Linked DNA regions of Mus musculus: region 1 is linked to region 2. Evidence: chromatin contacts called from ENCODE POLR2A ChIA-PET data. All regions are on one chromosome and are shown on one strand. Each heading gives the region's core, a stretch centred on a gene start or an enhancer-like site at or near the end of the contact. The rest is flanking DNA. Distances are from core to core; before and after follow the strand shown. Region 1 holds the start of Rpl8 (ribosomal protein L8). Region 2 holds the start of Mfsd3 (major facilitator superfamily domain containing 3).

The links. ChIA-PET counts read pairs that join two places held with the same protein, here RNA polymerase II (POLR2A).
Region 1: POLR2A ChIA-PET joins it to region 2 with 15 read pairs in embryonic stem cell. The contact joins the promoter of Rpl8 here to the promoter of Mfsd3 in region 2. POLR2A ChIA-PET finds 5 or more read pairs at or near these places in 3 of 5 experiments (Patski and embryonic stem cell).

Annotation. Positions count from the first base shown.
Region 1 is chr15:76,902,490-76,906,084 of GRCm38, reverse strand. It overlaps Rpl8 (ribosomal protein L8), which reads right to left and starts at 2,014. Exons shown (of 6, transcript NM_012053.2): 1 at 1,976-2,014; 2 at 1,635-1,782; 3 at 1,405-1,546; 4 at 1,049-1,267; 5 at 114-229. The coding sequence starts at 1,772.
Region 2 is chr15:76,699,652-76,703,565 of GRCm38, reverse strand. It overlaps Mfsd3 (major facilitator superfamily domain containing 3), which reads right to left and starts at 2,024. Exons shown (of 5, transcript NM_027122.3): 1 at 1,216-2,024; 2 at 775-922; 3 at 563-687; 4 at 383-492; 5 at 1-303. The coding sequence starts at 1,897. The coding sequence ends at 130. Gpt (glutamic pyruvic transaminase, soluble) reads right to left here. Exons shown (of 11, transcript NM_182805.3): 11 at 3,891-3,914. Recql4 (RecQ protein-like 4) reads left to right here. Exons shown (of 22, transcript NM_058214.3): 22 at 1-13.

The DNA of each region.
Region 1 (3,595 bases), core at 765-3,264, 200 kb before region 2:
ATCTCACCTACGTAGGGAACACGGGAAGAGCCGACAGCCCAGGACCTCCCTGCTGCAGATCCTCCCAGCACAGCAACAAGAAAAGCCCACTCACTCAGTTCTTGGTTACTTACATTCATGGCCACACCCCGCACACGTGGCCAGCAGTTCCTCTTTGCCTTGTACTTGTGGTAGGCACGGCCAGCCTTTAAGATAGGCTTGTCAATTCTGCCCCCACCAGCCACAACACCTGAAAAGTGACACAACACCTCTGAGACATGCACCATTCACCATTAGTCTATGGCAGAAATCTACAACCCCACAGAAGTCCAGCAAGCTCTACCTAGGAAACCCCTTACCCTCTGCAAACTGACACTTTGACAGGTGAGGCAAGGACCATGCCTGTATTAAAGCAAACTGTTGACTCAGCCCAAGTTTCCATGGGGTGCACCTCAATATTCAGTGCCTGATATTCAAGACAGGTCCTTCAACCTCTGAAAACACCTCCCACAAATGGGCAAACCCACCTACCAAACACAGCATGCTTTGACCACGTGCCCTCAGAACTTATCCTATGCAAGGATGAGGTTAGCAGATCCTAAGATGTTTCCAAGTAACTAAACAAGAGATAAGTCATGGCCCCTTTTCACTGACTTGAACATCTTTTAACAGCCACTACTGGTCCTATCTTTTCTAAAATGAACCAACTAAACTCAAGTGCAGGATCAGAATTCCTAGGTCACAGTGCACAAAAGTGTCAAGCGGTGTAATCTTTTTTTAACCTAATTTTATGTATACACAGGCATCTTTACCTACATGTCTGTATCCATACACATTTATACAGTGCCCAGAGACCAGAAAAGAATCAAATCCCCAGGACAGGAATCAGTTAGTTGTTTACGAAGTAGGTATTCTAGCACTCTACAACTAAATCCCCAGTTGCATTCTGTTAGTCTTCTCCCATGACCAAGAAAATAAGCAATGTGGTTCTATGGCCTAGGCCCAGCAGCTGGCAGTTCATATGCCGACCACCCGCGTCTTCAAGGCCCCACTGCCCTCCCGCACTCACCAACAACGGCTCTGTTGGCAGAGGAAATGACCTTCTTGGACCCCGAAGGCAGCTTCACTCGAGTCTTCTTGGTCTCTGGGTTGTGGGAGATGACTGTGGCGTAGTTCCCGGAGGCTCGGGCCAGCTTGCCCCTGTCCCCAGGTTTCTCCTCCAGACAACACACGATCGTACCCTCAGGCATGGTGCCCACGGGCAAAACATTGCCGATATTCAGCTGGGCTGTGGAGAGAGGGGGCAAAACGACTGTTAACGCTAAAAGCCATGCCAAACCCACACCGATCCCAACCCACGAAGCTCAGCTCAGCACCCAAAGTCCCGGGCCCAACCCTTCCTTCCTTCCCCGCCTGGAGGCTCACCCTTCTTGCCGCAGTACACGAACTGTCCAGTGTGGATCCCCTCCGCTGCGATGAACAGCTCTGTCCGCTTCTTGAATCGGTAGGGATCCCGAAAGACGACTTTGGCGAGGGGAGCGCCGCGGCCAGGGTCATGAATGATGTCCTACGGGTCAGGGTGGTGTATTGTATTCTAAGGCCTGCTCGAGACGCCCGGTTCCCCGCCTGCTTAACTCCCGCCGGTGCCCTCCTACCTTTACGATGCCTTTAATGTAGCCGTGTCGCTCCGCGAAGTCCACAGCACGTAGGCGCGCGGCGCCCTTACGGTGCTTCACGTGCGCACGGAAAACAGAACCCGCGCCTTTCCTCTGCCCTCGGATCACACGGCCCATGGCGGCGAGTCTGGAAATGGTTCGAGTTCAGCGTCCAAAAAAATCCCCAGCCTCCTGCCAGCCCCCAAGGCCGAAAGCAACGCCATCCCTCCCTTCTGATCCTGGACGAGTGGGCCAGGCCGCATGACAGACCGCCAAGTAGTTAACGGCGGCGGATGGCGGTGGATAATTTCAAAACCCGCAGCGGACAGAGCACAACTTACCTGCCGGCAAGCAAGGCCGAAAGAGGAAATAGACGGGTCAACGCAGCCTTATCTTCCGGGGCGGGGCCATAACTCCGCCCCTTCCCCAGCGCAATGCCTGTCGGGTCTTGTAGTCACATGCAGGTGTCCTGTGTGTCTACCAAATTGCTGAACCAAGGCAATTGCTGAAACTTGTCGTCCTGGGGAGAGGCAGACTCTGAAGAAACCGACTCAAGAGTCTTACGGAGGAAGGGCGGGAGAGAGGAGGCTTCAAGAGGTGGAAGGATTTGTCCAGGGCAACGCCACGCAGAATCTTGAGCTTCCGAGCTGGGCCCAGACGGAGGAGATTGGATGTGCAGACACTGGAAACCTAGTGCTTTGCCGAACTAGAAGATTGAAATTTGACTGGGTCAGGCGGAGTTCCAGGACAGCCTGGGCTAGAAAACAAGTTCCAGAACAAGCTAGGGCTACAAAGAAAACCCAGTCTGGGGTAGGGGGTTGGGGGTGGAGGGGAGGAAGGAGGTGAAGAAGAACAAGAAGATAATGATTGGGATTTAAGAAGGTCACCTGCGGAGTTCTCAAGATGTCTGGCAAAGAAGCCAAAAGTTAGTGGCCTCAGCAATTGGAAAGAGGGTGGGGGCAATGACCCTGGAGAGCTAAAGCGGGGAAGGAACGCAGCGATGCAGGGCGATAAAGTGGCACAGAGCCCCCCAAACAGAGGTTCTTCATCTGAGTGAAACCTAAGTAGTCAATGGCATAAACGTGTAGACTGAGAGGGAGGTAACTGAGGGTCAGGGTCCCAATTGGTAAGAGAGGTTTGTCAGAACTGGGAGATTTTACATGGCAGAGGCTAAAATTGACATATTGAGGAGGAAGGGACATGGGTTGGTGATCTGACACACTGAAAAGAAGAAGGGACAGGCCAGACGTGGTGGCACATGCCTTTAATCCCAGGGCTTGGGAGGCAGAGGCAGGTGGATTTCTGAGTTCGAGGCTAGCCTGGTCTACGGAGTGAGTTCCAGGACAGCCAGGGTTGTACAGAGAAACCCTGTCTCGAAAAAACAAACAAACAAACGAGGAAAGAACACCGAGTTATCGTCATGGCTCAAGTTCCACAGGATGCTGGTGCACAGGGTATTCCAGAAGGGTAGTGGAGCTTTGGGTGGCAGGGTTCCAGGACTTGCAGAGTGGTAAATCAAGCCACCCAGGGGCAGGGTAAGGAGTTGAGTCAGCCCAGAAGAGAACCAGAATGAAAGATGCCTATACAGAAAAGTCTGTGGGAGGATGCCTGCTAGTGCTTTGTCTTGTGAACCGTGCAGGGCATAGGGCCCTGCCAGCACTAGGGTATATCTCAGCCAACCGGCCCACAGGACAGTTTTGTGAGAGTCTGTAAATGTATGTGCAAGTTTTCAGCCCTGTCACACTCTTCCTATATAGGCATCTGCCACTGGGTTGTCCTTTCAGAAACAAAGACATCTTTAAAAAAAAAAATTGTTGTTTATTTTATATGATCTTCAGCCACACCAGAGGAGGGCATCCGATCTCATTGCAGATGGTTGTGAGCTACCATGTGGTTGCTGGGAATTGAACTCAGAACCTCTAGGTAAAGAGCAGTCAGTGCTCTTAACTGCTCAGCCATCT
Region 2 (3,914 bases), core at 775-3,274:
TTCAGTAATTTTATGTGCTTTCTGGTAACATAGCCTTCAGTTTGAGGAGAGCTGCATTTCCTGTGTCCCAGACATCCAGGCCATACATAGCTTTATTGGCTTTATAGACAGCCCTAACCAACATCCAGCTCAGGTCAGGTTACTGGGTGCCAGGCGGAGATCCAGAACAGGCAGGGCTGAGAGTACAAGGAAGACAGCAAAGCAGAGATGTGGGCCTAGGCTGTCGGCCAGCACGCCGGCTAGGGTACCTGGGAGCAGCTTGCCCAACAGTTCCAGAGTGGCCAGGAAGCTGTAATGTGTAGCCTAGGAATGGTAATGCAGATCAGGGCCGAGTGACTCTCTACCCCTGCAGTCCCTGGGCATCCCTACCCTTCCCTCTTACCTGCAGGGCTCTGGGTGCTAGCTGGCTACAGTGCATCATCACAGTGAATGTGGCAGTGGTGACCACACCCCCAAAAAACTGTTGTAGACATAGGCTTAGCAAAACTGCCCCTGGAAGAACAAAGAAAGGTCAGTGGGAGCCTGGGTTCCTGCCCCCTACCCCCCAATGTCCACCTCTTACCTCTCATGACTGTGCCAGGGTCCACGCTGGCCCCTGGGCTGTTGAGGTGGAAGAGCAGAGCAGTCTGGCAAGCCAAACTCCCAAGGCGGAGCTGCAGCACTGTCTTCAACAGCTTCAGTGGCTGCCTGGGGTGGGAATTGAGAGATGCTATGGTAAGATCACCTGGGACACCGGTGGAATTGAGGGTCAGGCTAGGGTTGGGGAGTGCTTACCAGTGCCTGGCCAGTAGAGCCCCACCCAAGGAGGAGCCAGCAATGGAGCAGGTCACAGCACCCAAGCCACTCCATAGCCCCAAGTCTGAGGCAGAAGCACCATGGTCCAGCAGGAGAAGTGGAAACAGGCTGCCAGCACCCTGCTCACCTACAGGAGACCGTAAGCAAGGATGGCCCCAGTCTTTCTTCCAGGAGCCTCAGTACTCCAACCAGTCAGGCCCCTGGTCCCCTTCATTTTCATGGGCCCCAGATGTTAGAAGAGAAAGGGCTGGGCATTGGCTGGAGCTGAGGGAAGTTAAGAGGTGAAACAAAACTGAGCTACAGAGCTCTGGGCTGGTATTCCAGCATAGGGCAGTCCCCTGAGTGGGTTTCAGGGCCCTAGGGACCAACATAGAGTTTGGGCTCTAAGCTCGATGGTAACTAACTGCAGGCCTCACTCACCCAGCTTGTAGGTGAGCACAAAGCCCGCTGTCCAGAGGGTCCCAGGCACAGCCAGCAAATCTTGTAGAAGATAGGAGCTGTGGGGTGTATGCTCTGAGGCCTGAGGCCATGGCAGCCTTCCCAAGGCTGGTGCAGCCCAGGCTAAGGCAGCAGCCAGCCAGTAGGTGGCAGCTAGGAGCAAAAAGAGCAGTGGCCAAGAGAGAGTGGGGAAGAGGACCAACAGTCCACCCCCAGCCAGTGCTGATCCCAGCTTGTAAGCGACCACCTGTACAGTGTTCCCAGGTCCCAACTCCTTTGGCTCTAGGAGTTGCACAGCGAGTGTGTCCAGAGCCACATCCTGCACCGCTGCACCCAGATTCAGCAGCAGTAGCAGCCCCATCACGGTGGTAGGTAGCCCTGTTTGGCCAGCTTGCGGAGGAGGCAACACAGCCAGCAGTCCACACACCAAGCCCAGGGACAGTGTGCTGAGTGTTAACCAGACCCGCGGGGTGCCCCGCCTGTCCACCAGCGGTGCCCACGCCAGCTTTAACAGCCATGGAGCATACAATCCCTTGGTTAGACCCACGCGCGTTAGGGAGAGGCCACGGGCCCGCAGTAAAATGGGAAGCAAACTGGACTGCAGTCCATAGGGCAGACCCTGCACAAGATAGAGGCCGGCCAGCGGCAGCAACTTCCCATGCATGGCCCGTTCGTGGTGGGATCGGACGGCTCAGGATGAACAGTCAGGGTCTGGTCCTCCTACATAGGGCCGGGGACAGTCAGGCTGTAATCCCGACACGCACACTGGGACCAGAAATCCCGGAAGTACCGAAGCTGGGAGAAAAATGCGGAGCGATAGACCGGTCCTATCGCATGGTGGGACCGCAGTCTTGCACAGCCCATAACTACCGGCATGCTTTGCGCAGGGGTCAGGGTGAGGGAGAGGCGGGGCAACCCGGGCTGGGGGTGGAGCCAACCCCCTACTAGTCCTCAATTGGCCTAAAACCCAAATGTTAAGCAGGTTACTGATACCTACACAGACCCAAATCATCTGCTCTGGCGCCCCTCGTGCCAAACCTGGACACGACAGCCTGCTGCTCACAATGCCAGCGGGTAGATGTGAGTGGCTAGGAAGGAAGCTGAGGTAACAGGCTGGTCTCAAAGGTATCTTCCTGTCTGCTGAATGGATACCAGATCCGTTCCAGAAGAAGCATTTTCACTTTAGCGGTTTTTTGTTTGTTTGTTTGTTTGTTTGTTTGGTTTTATGTGTGTGTGGATAGGTTTTCTTTATAGAACTTACTTTGTAGACCAGGCTGACCTCAAACTCAGTATCTTCCTGCCTCTGTCTCCCAAGTGCTGGGATTAAACGGGTGCGCCACCACTGGCGGGCTCACCACGCCCAGCTCCCGAAGCATTTCTAATACTTAGCTCACAGAGCCAATACTTTGCCCCACAATGCATTTAGCACTGCTCCCCATTCCTTGCTGAGACTGTGGCTTCAGAGCTGCCCCCAGGTCAGTGACCACAGAAGCAGGAGTTTTGTGGGGAAGGGCAGGACCTAGTCAGCTATTGCCCGTGATACCCACTTCCTTTTCAGTATTCAGTGAGGGTAGTTAGTCCAGACCACGTGATTCTGGCTCTGCAGGGAAGGCTCATGCCCAGTCTCTCCCCCTTCTCAGAGTTGTGCCCTCCCAAGTCCACAATGAGACTGTTAAATGAGGCCTTGGGTTAACTGACTCAATTATAGTAGATAACTGGGTGGAACTTCTTTTGTGTTTGGACACAGTGTCCAAGTCCTAGCACCCTGGCACTGCCTTGCTTCCACGGAGGGGCTATCCTGCCACTTCCAGATAGTCTCAGGATCTAAGTGTTCACATCTATAAAATGGGTTCTACTTTTGGGGCATGATTGTAAACCCCTATAATTTTGCTCTTCAGGCTGAGGCAAGAGAAGAATGAGTTTAGGTTGCCCTGGATACCTTAGCTGTTTAAAGGGGTGGCAGGCAGGATATAGTTCAGTGGTCCTGAGTCCAATCCCCAGTACCACAAAACTTAGGGGATGGAGGACGGCTTTGCCTACCGCAGAGGAACACTGCAGACCAAACAAGTTGAACCCCAGCAGTGTCTACTGTGCACAGGGGCTCATCCTGAGCCTCCCAGTCCAGGATGTATCTTTCCATTAGCACACATCTGCCCCAAGGGTTCCTAAATGTGCTTTGCAAAAGGACCTCCCCTGCTCTGCTCTGCCGGAGGTGGGCACCGCCCAAGCCCTTGCTGTCAGTCCTAACTTGGCTGTAAGAGCTGAATACCTCCCTACTGTGGTTGGCACACACGGCTGTGTCCCGGAGCAAGGTTACTGTTTCTGACACAGCCTCTGAGGTCTCTTTCCCCTGCATTCCCTCAGACCTCACCCCCTCCCAAAGTGGTTCTGTTGCGGCCCTAAAAGGCAGATGCTCTGCCGTCACACCTTTTACTGGCATGTTAGTTGATTTTATGTAACCGATCATCACATGCCCCACACTTAAGACTGAAGACCTAGCCCACAGATGCACTGTCTCAAGCCAAATGTAGGAATGACGATCTGGAGGGTCCTCCCTTCCCTGGGAACCATCCTTAGCAACTCCTCTAGATGCCGTTTCCAGTGTCCCTTATGTGGAGTCTGTGTGTCTACACAAAGCCAGTCAGGTGAGTCAAAGCTGGGGTCACCCAGGCAGCCACCTC